2 separate regions of the Homo sapiens genome follow, and region 1 is linked to region 2. The links are chromatin contacts, found by Hi-C or POLR2A ChIA-PET in ENCODE. All regions are on one chromosome and are shown on one strand. Each heading gives the region's core, a stretch centred on a gene start or an enhancer-like site at or near the end of the contact. The rest is flanking DNA. Distances are from core to core; before and after follow the strand shown. Region 1 overlaps FAM178B (family with sequence similarity 178 member B). Region 2 overlaps ANKRD23 (ankyrin repeat domain 23).

Region 1 (4,698 bases), core at 67-2,566, 74 kb before region 2:
TGTAATCCCAGCTATTCAGGAGGCTGAGACAGGAGAATCATTTGAACCCGGGAGGCAGAGGTTGCAGTGAGCCGAGATTGTGCCATTGCACTCCAACCTAGGAGGCAGAGTGAGACTTCGTCTCAAAAAAAAAAAAAAATTTGGTTATAGATAATTTCAAGACATATACAAACGTTGAGAGGCTAGTAAAATGGACTCCATGTACCCATTTTCCATCTCAGCAAACACAGCCGTGGAGACTCCTCCTTCCCTCACCCATTGCCCCCCACCCCTGCCCCACATCATTGTGAATCAGAGCAAATGATTAGACTTATTTTATTCAGTACGTGTCTCTAAAAAGATAAGGTCTTGGTGGTTTGTTTGTTGTTGACAGAATCTCTTTCGCCGAGGCAGGAGTGCAGTGGTGCCATCCAGGCTCACTGCAGCTTCGACCTCCTGGGCTTAAGTGATCCTCCTGCCTCAGCCTCCCGAGTAGCTGGGACTACAGGCATGCACCATCCCACCTAGCTAACTTCTTTAAGTTTTTGTAGAGACAGGATCTCCCTGTGTTCCCCAGCCTGGTCTTAGACCCCTGGGCTCAAGTGATCCTCCCACCTTGGCTTCCCAAAGTGCTGAGATCACAGGCATGAGCCACAGTGCCCAGCCCTTGGTGGGTATTTTAAAACATAATTACAACATTATGATGACACCTAAAACACTGAACCATAAAAGAACTGTCATAAGCAATTGAGTCACTTCCCTGCTCCAGAATCTTCCAAGACTTTGCATCATCTTGGAAGGAAGCCTGGAGTCTTTAAGGTGGCCGCTAAGGCCCCTTTGCGGTGTGGCCCTGCCCTCTGCTCTTCTTCTCCCTGTCCCTGCGGTGCACTGGGCACTTGTGTCTTGATGCCCACCCTCCCTCATGCCCGCACGTTGGTAGGAGACTCCCCCCTTCTCATCATGGTGGTCTCTGCTCACATGTCACTGCCTCAGAGAGGTTTCACCTGATCCTTTTTTCCAAATGAGCTGCCACCTCAGGGCTCTGCACAACCTCCCTTTCCTTCATTTTTCTCCACGGACTACCAGGACCAGAAGTGAACTATGACCAGCCCTCCCCATGAGTATGAGCTCCCTGGGCGGGAGGGCCCCGTCCATCTCCCCCATGTCTGCATCCTCAGCACCCAGAACAGAGCGTGGACTAGAATATCACGGGTGCTGAGTAAATATTTGGCAAATAAGTAAAAGCCAACAATGTTTGGCTCTCTTCTGATCTCTTCCTGTGATGGAAATACATTGAGGTTTGCGGGGGGTGTGGGCTTCCTTCCTGTGTTGAGGAGGCGTCTTCCTCGCACCCTCCTCTGCACAGAAGCCGGGAGTCAGGCACTCCTTTGTTCCACCTCTGGGAGCGAGACCCAGGCCTAACCACTTGGATGCTCCTGAGGAAAGGACTCAGGGACGGCAGTCCTCACAGGCTTTTCTGGCCAGGGACCCTGCTGCTCCACACCCCTTGGCCAGGTTCTCCATCTTCCTGTGAATTCTGGAGCACCCCAGGATCCTCTCAGTGTTCTTATGTCTGGAGCAGCCAGCCAAGCAGGTTCTGTGTGGCCACCAAGGAGGAACTGACTGATGGAGCGGAAGTGCAGACAGGCTAGGGAGAGAGCAGCCTCACGCTCGTCAGGTCCTTGCGCACTGGGGATAAGAGCTGGGACAGGCGCAGATGCACCGTGGCTTCCCTCGAAACCCTCGTTTCCCTCCCATTTTGTTCACTTCCTCACTGTGGGGCCAGAGGGCCCCACCTTTCCTTCTCCCCTTACCACTGCCCGGCCCTGGGTCAGCTCCTGGACCCCTTCTCCACTGTGGACTCCCTGCCTGCCTGTTCTCAGACTTGAAACTGCACGGCCAAACAGTGATGCCACATGCATGTCCCTTGTCCCCACCTTGGCTCTTGACCCCTTCAGGCTGCCCGGAGCCACAGCGAGTTCCTGGCCAGCCTCCTGGGGACCTTAGCAGACTCCATGCTTCCTGCTGCTGAAGCCTCTGCACTCCCAGCGAACAGCCACCCCCACTAGACAAACGCAGTGCTCTCAGTTCTCACCTCCCTGCTGCCCACTGCACCCTTAATTCTGGATCCTGGCAGTCCTGCCTCTCCCAAAACCTTCTGCAGTCATCCCTTATTCTTGTACCGTTTGCTTTTTGTTCACTAGCTTTCTCTGCAGCAAATAAATGCGTTCCTGCGTCTCCTACCTTAAAACAGCCGTTCTGTCTCCACCCACATCTCCCTCGAGCTCCTGCCGCAGCTCCAAGCTTCCTCCCCCAGTTCTCTTTCACTCATGGCTGAATCCTGCCCACCCTCGGGCAGGTTGGATTCTTCGGAGCTCAGAGTGTCACAGAGAGCTCTCACTGTGGGCGGGTGAGGCCAGAAGGTCTGGAAGGAGGCAGTCAAGGCCCAGTCAACCTGGAGATTTCAGAAGGGCACCAAACCTGGAGGAAGGAACAAGAGGCAAGATGAAGGTCGCATCCGGAGCCTGGGCTGGAGCTGGGAGGCAGACAGCAGCGTGAAGGTGGGCGGCGGTCAGGCCATGATCGCCAGGAGGGGGACATGGCTGGAGAGGACGCGGCTCCCTCTCAGGTGGGATGTCTGAAGGACCTAAAGGGCCAGGAGCTGAGGAGACACCTCTTGGGGCACCAGGCACTCCAGCCAAGCTGCTCCGTCACCAGGGACCTCTCGGGCTCTTCCTGATGAGCAACCAGCACTTCCTTCCCTGGGCTTCCCAGGGCCCTCCTGGCTTCCTCAGCTGCCCTCAGGGATACCCCTCCCCCACCAGCCCTCGAGTCTTGGTGGGCCTCAGGATTCCACCCTAGCCCTTACTGTGACACAGGCCCATGAAGTCGGGGGTGCTAGGTGCCCCCCACTTGCCCCGATCCAGGACTGGGGCACTCTTTCCACTGCTGGGGGTGGCAGAGGAGTCACCTCTGCCAAAGGTGGTCACCTTACCAGGGCTGGGCCCCTTCCTTGGCAGCAGCCCAGTGCTGAGACACAAAGATCTTCCCCGTTGCCTTAGTTGAGGATGTCTCCGAAGGACCCTGCTGGCTCCGGAGTCCTTGTGGGGTCAGCTGAGGCCTTCACTGGCTGCGTGGCAGCCTGGTTTCCTTTGTCTCTCCCCGCATAAATTCCCTGCATCCTCTCTCCCTACGTAAATTCCCTGCTTGCTAATATCCATTTCAGAGCCTACTTTCTGGGGAAGCCAGCCTGAGACACCATCTCATCTGCACCCGAGGCCTCAGCTCCAGGCACATGCTAGCAGCTCCCAAATGAATACCTGTGGCCAGACTTTGCTGCTGAGCACCTATCTGTGTGGCACATGTCTGGGATTCAGCATGTGGGAAGCAGGAGTCACCGCCTTCCCAGGAGGACCCCTTCCCTGTCTTCCATGGCTCCATGAGTGGCACCAGTGTCTGCCCACTGCCCAGGCCTGGAGTCCTATGGACAGATTCGGTGCCCTGGAGCTCCCCAATCTCCCACAGTGCTCATTCCTCCTCACCCTCCCTGTCGCTGCCTTGGTGCAGCTCTTCCTGCAACCCCCTTGGATTTCCGCCAGAGCATCCCACTGTCTCTTTCCAGGCTTTCTCCACCAGCTCCACCTTGTGCTGTCCCGGAGTGTGACCGTCCTTCAGATGCTCATGTGTTCGCATTGCTGATGTGCATAAAATCTTTCAGACTTTCCCCCTCAGGGTGAAATGCCACGGTGCAGCCTGGGGTTGGAGGGCATTGGTGCCCCCTTTCCCAGGCTCACATGCCACCCTGCTCCCTGCAGGCTTCCACGCTTTTGCCGCGTCCTAGAACTTGGCAGCCACCCCAACTCAAGATGATCATTTGCCTCCAAGCTTTTCCGCATCTGTCTCCTCCTGGAGAGGCCTCTTCCCATTGTCCTCCTCTGCCTGGTTCACATCTCTTCAGCCTCAAGACGAGGCTCCGGCCAAGGCATCTCCTCTTCGAGCAGCCCTTGTTGCAGGCCCATCAGGCTGTCCCCCTCACTGACGCGGGCCGTGAGCATCAGAGGGACAGGTGCTGTGGCCGTACTCCCTGAGTCCACAGAGCCTGGCATGGCAGGGGGACTCACTCAGCACACTCGTGCTTTGTCTGCTTCTGGAGGGTAGATTTCAAAGAAGCATAAAGAGGTAGAACTTAAAAAAAAAGATTCTAGGGCCAGGCACGGTGGCTCACACCTGTAATCCCAGCACTTTGGGAGGCTGAGGCAGGTGGATCACTTGAGGTCAAGAGTTCAAGACCAGCCTGGCCAACATGGTGAAACCCCGGGTCTACTAAAAATACAAAAATTAGCCGGGCATTGTGGTGTGCACCTGTAGTCCCAGCTACTCAGGAGGCTGAGGTTGTTGTAGTGAGCCAAGATCACGCCACTGCACTCCAGCCTGGGCGACAGAGCAAGACTGTCTCAAAAAAAAAAAAAAAAAAATTAAGAAGAGAGATGTCTCAGGTGGGCTGGGAGATCTTGCACTGAAGCTTTGAATATGGATTACAAAGGAGCCCAGTGAGGAAAAGAAGGGAAGCATTAAAGGCTGCAGGGGCTCCCCTCAGAGCTTGTTCGTGGTCTCAGGTTTGGAAAGAAGGGCACCAAAGTAAGGTAGCCGGACAAACGGCGTGGACCAGCGGGAGTGTTGTTGGGAAATGCCGAAGGCCATAAAAGGAGTTTCTGTGTA
Region 2 (4,415 bases), core at 1,733-4,232:
TGACTGGAGGAGGGGCCCCCAAGAGGCTGTGGCCCGGGAGAAGCTGAAATTGGAAGAAGAGAAGAAGAAGAAAGTGAGAGAGGGGCGGGGGCCGGGGTTGGGGGCAGTGGCTAATCCCTGAGGCCGGCTGAGCAGTGAGGCCTGGAGGGACTCTGGTGGGGCAGCCTGAGCAGCTGGTGTCTCCTGTCGGCAGGGCAGAGAGATCTCTTGACCAGCGGCTGATGGCTGGCATGGTCTTGTCTTCTGCCCCAGCTTGAAAGATTTAACAGTACCAGATTTAATCTGGATAACCTGGCTGACTTGGAAAACTTGGTTCAAAGACGGAAAAAGCGACTGAGACACAGAGTCCCCCCCAGGAAACCTGAGCCCCTGGTTAAGGTGAGTGGGAGGTCGGGGTTAGGGCAGTGCACACACCAGGGCTCCAGTTCCAGAGGAAGGGCTTGGGGCAGAGTGGGCACTGCAGGCCAGGACCACACAGCCAGTGCCTGGGGAGCCCATTAAATCCACTCCAGAGCCCCCGCGGATGTGTCCGCCAGGGCTGCCATAACAAAGTCCCACAGCCTGGACAGCCTCAACAGCAGGCATGTGTCACCTCGCTGTCCTGGGGGCTGGAAGGCTAACAGGAAGGTGTTGGCGAGGCTGGTTCCCTCTGAGGGTGGTGAGGGAGAATCCCTTCATGCCTCTCCGGCTTCTGGTGGATGCTGGTGATCTTTGGCGTTCCTTGGCTTGTAGATGTATCACCCAACTATTGCCTTCATGTTTGCTGGGCGTTCTGCCTGTGTGCATGCCTGTGTCCATGTGTCTCCCCCAACTTTTTTTTTTTTTTTTTTTTTTTTTTTGAGACGGAGTCTCGCTCTGTTGCCCAGGCTGGAGAGCAGTGGCACGATCTCGGATTACTGCAAGCTCTGCCTCCCGGGTTCATGCCATTCTCCTGCCTCAGCCTCCCGAGTAGCTGGGACCACAGGCACCCGCCACCACGCCCGGCTAATTTTTTTTTGTATTTTTAGTAGAGATGGGGTTTCACCGTGTTAGCCAGGATGGTCTCAATCTCCTGTCCTTGTGGTCTGCCCGCCTCAGCCTCCCAAAGTGCTGGGATTACAGGCATGAGCCACCGCATCCGGCCCACGTGTCCCCTTTCATAAGGACATCAGTCACATTGGATTAGAGCCCACTTTAACACAAGTCATATTGGTGAGGGGCCCACCATACGCCGGTGTGACCTCATCTTAACTAATTACATCCTCAGTGACTCTGTTTCCAAATAAGGTCACATTCTGAGGTACCTGGGGTTAGTACTTCATACGAATCTTGGGGAGATACAAGTCAATCCATAACACACACGCTCACACACACACAGTCTATTCAATCTCCTGGCGTGGGATTAGAATAAGAAACTGCATTAGTACGAGCCAGCAGTGTTCCTTGGTGGGCTGCATGGGACCCGTGGGCCAGACTGGTGAAGCTGTGACATCTTGGGCACCTGCGGCCTTCGGGAGTGATTTGGTCTTGTCTTCAACTGAACCAGCCGCAGTCCCAGGCCCAGGTGGAGCCTGTGGGCCTGGAGATGTTCCTGAAGGCAGCTGCTGAGAACCAGGAGTACCTGATTGACAAGTACTTGACAGACGGAGGGGACCCCAATGCCCATGACAAGGTAGCACAGGTTGGGTGAGTCGGCTGGCAGCAGCTGCAGCTGCAGGAGCGCTGCCTTCAGTGTGTTCAAGTCCTGGCCTAGGAGGCTGCAGGGATTTTCACTCTTATGGGCATGAATCCAGTGGCACCTGCAGACGGAGGAGAGGGAGCGGCCCATCGCGTGGTGGGGGAAGTGGCAATTCCATTCAGGGACCTGGCCCTGGGAAGGGGACCGCGTGGGGTCTCTAGGGGTGGCTGCACTCCCTCTGCCTAATCTTCCATCTCTGCCCTCAGCTCCACCGCACCGCCTTGCACTGGGCCTGTCTGAAGGGTCACAGCCAGCTGGTGAACAAGCTGCTGGTGGCAGGTGCCACAGTGGACGCGCGAGACTTGGTGAGGATGGGGAAAGGCCCAGCCTCTGGTCGACGCCCAGCTTCACATCCCAGCAGCTGAGTGCTTGGGTGCTTTTGTTTTGCAGCTGGACAGGACACCTGTGTTCTGGGCCTGCCGCGGAGGACATCTGGTCATCCTCAAACAGCTGCTTAACCAGGGAGCCCGGGTCAATGCCCGGGACAAGGTGAGGGGCACGGTGCTTTGGGGGCCTGTCGGGAACACGGGAGCAGACGCTGTTCCTGGAGAAGAGAGCACGTAGTCCCATGGGTTAGGGAGGCCTCACCAATCCAGACCCAGCACTGACCCCCACTTGCTCTCAGATCGGGAGCACCCCCCTGCACGTGGCAGTGCGCACCCGGCACCCCGACTGCCTGGAGCACCTCATCGAGTGTGGCGCCCACCTGAACGCACAGGATAAGGTAAGGCAGGCGCTTGGTCTTTTCCGGCTCGGACAGCTCCAGAGGAGCAGGGACTGAGGAGCCCCAGCCAGGACCAGAGGTGCTGTCTGCTCGGTGACAGCAGCCCTGACCTTCCTGCATGAGGAGGGCAGCACGCGGAGGCAGAAGCTTGACTGCCTGCGTTCTCAGCAGGAAGGGGACACGGCTCTGCACGAGGCCGTGCGGCACGGCAGCTACAAAGCCATGAAGCTACTGCTGCTCTATGGGGCCGAGCTGGGGGTGCGGAACGCGGTGAGTGTGGGCGCAGCCCTGGCTCCTGACCCGAGGGCGGGTGGAGCGCCTGCAAGGGACTGACCCACACCGTTGCTCCCAGGCCTCCGTGACCCCGGTGCAGCTGGCTCGAGACTGGCAGCGCGGCATCCGGGAGGCCCTGCAGGCCCACGTGGCGCATCCCCGCACCCGGTGCTGACCGCAGCACCGCCCCCCGCCGCGCCTTTCGCACTGCCACCATTCCATCCTGTGCCCCGCCCCCGCGTCTGCACCTCTGTGGTTCCTGCCCTCAGCCCTGGTTCCTCCCTCTCTGGCCTGTGCCGCCTCAGCAGCCCTGGCAGAACTGAAGAGCGGCACCGGGCCCAGCAGGCAAAGAGAGAGGCCTCCCTGGCTTCGAGTGTCAGGGGAGCCGCGTTCCCTCCCAGGGCTGGAGCAGAGGACCACAAGGCAGCAGAAAGCGCGGGTCCAGATGAGGGCCAGGAAGGGGAGGAGAGTGAGGGCCAAGAACGAGCCTTAAGGGAGCAGTCCCAAGCTGGAGCCACCCAGGGCTGGGTCTGGGAGTCCTCAGTGTCCACTTGTCCCAGGTTAGGGGGCTTGCCTTGCTCTCTCCAGGGCCAGTCTGTGTGTGTGGGGACTCAGCCCGTGGCCGGCAGATGCCATCCAGGATGTACAAGGTGCAGCCAAGGCAGGCCATGCAGGGGCCGGGCCTGTCTGCAGCTGGTGGATGCCTGTGGGCATGGCTTTCTCTGGGGACCCCATTCCTGTCAGTAGCAACCCTGGCAGTGTCCGGAGCGGCTCTAGACAACTTTGGTCATAGGAACTCTGGAGGTGGGTTCTGGTCATCTGAGGTGGCTACTCAACAGGTTTGAGGCCCCACAGCAACAGAAGTCCAGGACCCACTAGGTTGCCTCAGAAGCCCTAAGACTGATGAGCTGGAGCGCGCATTTGAGAGAAGCCTCGCACCCACTGTGTACTGGCCCCGCTCAGGCCGGCCTGGCACACCGTTGCCTGCTGGCGGCTCTCATGGGGAAGCGCCTGGGCACTGGGGATTGCTTGTGGCCCACTCAACTCTTGGGGCAGTGGCCCGTAACCCTAGTTTGCCTGAGGCCCTTATGTCCCCTTATGTTCCTGGTACTGGAGCTTGAGCTCTTGCCTGGAACGCTGCAGCTGCACCCACCCTGCTTGATCCCACCTGGGAGGCCAGGACACTGAGGAGCTCTGAACCCAGCCCACAGGGAAGCAGAGGAAGGTGAGCCCCCGCCGCCCCCCAGCCCTTCCCATCCCTTCCCTGCTCCCTGGTGGTCTAAGGACCCAAGCTCCCTAGACTTCCTCTTCCACCGTCTGTACGTTTCAAATTACACTGGTGTAGGCCTGTACTGCTGGTGGGGCTGGGCCCCTAAACGCCAGAAAGTGAATCTTAAGAAGCTCTGCCCTAAACTGAGAACCACATGCTGAGGGAAGGGCTGAAAGGTGAAGGCTCAGCCTCCCTCACATGGGTCCTGGGTTACATTAGGTACCGGGCTGATTGATAGGCATTTGGCCATGGTTCCTTTTCGTCTACCTTTGGGGGCCTTCTCAGGCCCAGAACAAGGCTGTTGTTACTATGTGGAAAAGCTGACCAGTGCTGCACACTAGGGGCACACACCTTTCCATGAGCAGCTCCTGCCCTGTGGCGACAGCCAGCGTGCACCCAGACGCTGGTGCCATGGCGAAGCAGGCGTTCAA

The links. A loop is a pair of places that touch in the nucleus more often than their neighbours do. ChIA-PET counts read pairs that join two places held with the same protein, here RNA polymerase II (POLR2A). Pooled maps may share reads with other maps.
Region 1: a loop to region 2 is called in a pooled map, with 4 times the contacts of the local background. The contact joins two enhancer-like sites. A Hi-C loop is called at or near these places in 3 of 50 pooled maps. POLR2A ChIA-PET finds 5 or more read pairs at or near these places in 4 of 52 experiments (IMR-90, activated CD4-positive, alpha-beta T cell, activated naive CD4-positive, alpha-beta T cell and 1 more).

Annotation. Positions count from the first base shown.
Region 1 is chr2:96,910,554-96,915,251 of GRCh38, reverse strand. All of the region lies in intron 12 of FAM178B (family with sequence similarity 178 member B), which reads left to right. Among named protein-coding and RNA genes, the nearest start is that of SEMA4C, 43 kb to the right of the region's middle. RefSeq lists an enhancer at 1,329-2,016. Within about 2 kb of position 1,316, at least 6 of the 41 ENCODE cell types and tissues checked have a DNase peak (open chromatin) inside an H3K27ac peak, as active enhancers do.
Region 2 is chr2:96,838,023-96,842,437 of GRCh38, reverse strand. It overlaps ANKRD23 (ankyrin repeat domain 23), which reads left to right. Exons shown (of 9, transcript NM_144994.8): 2 at 1-73; 3 at 253-378; 4 at 1,526-1,651; 5 at 1,924-2,022; 6 at 2,108-2,206; 7 at 2,343-2,441; 8 at 2,613-2,711; 9 at 2,794-4,415. The coding sequence ends at 2,889. Among named protein-coding and RNA genes, the nearest start is that of ANKRD23, 3.8 kb to the left of the region's middle. RefSeq lists enhancers at 365-970, 4,002-4,415 and silencers at 2,563-2,662, 2,803-2,862. Within about 2 kb of position 2,982, at least 4 of the 41 ENCODE cell types and tissues checked have a DNase peak (open chromatin) inside an H3K27ac peak, as active enhancers do.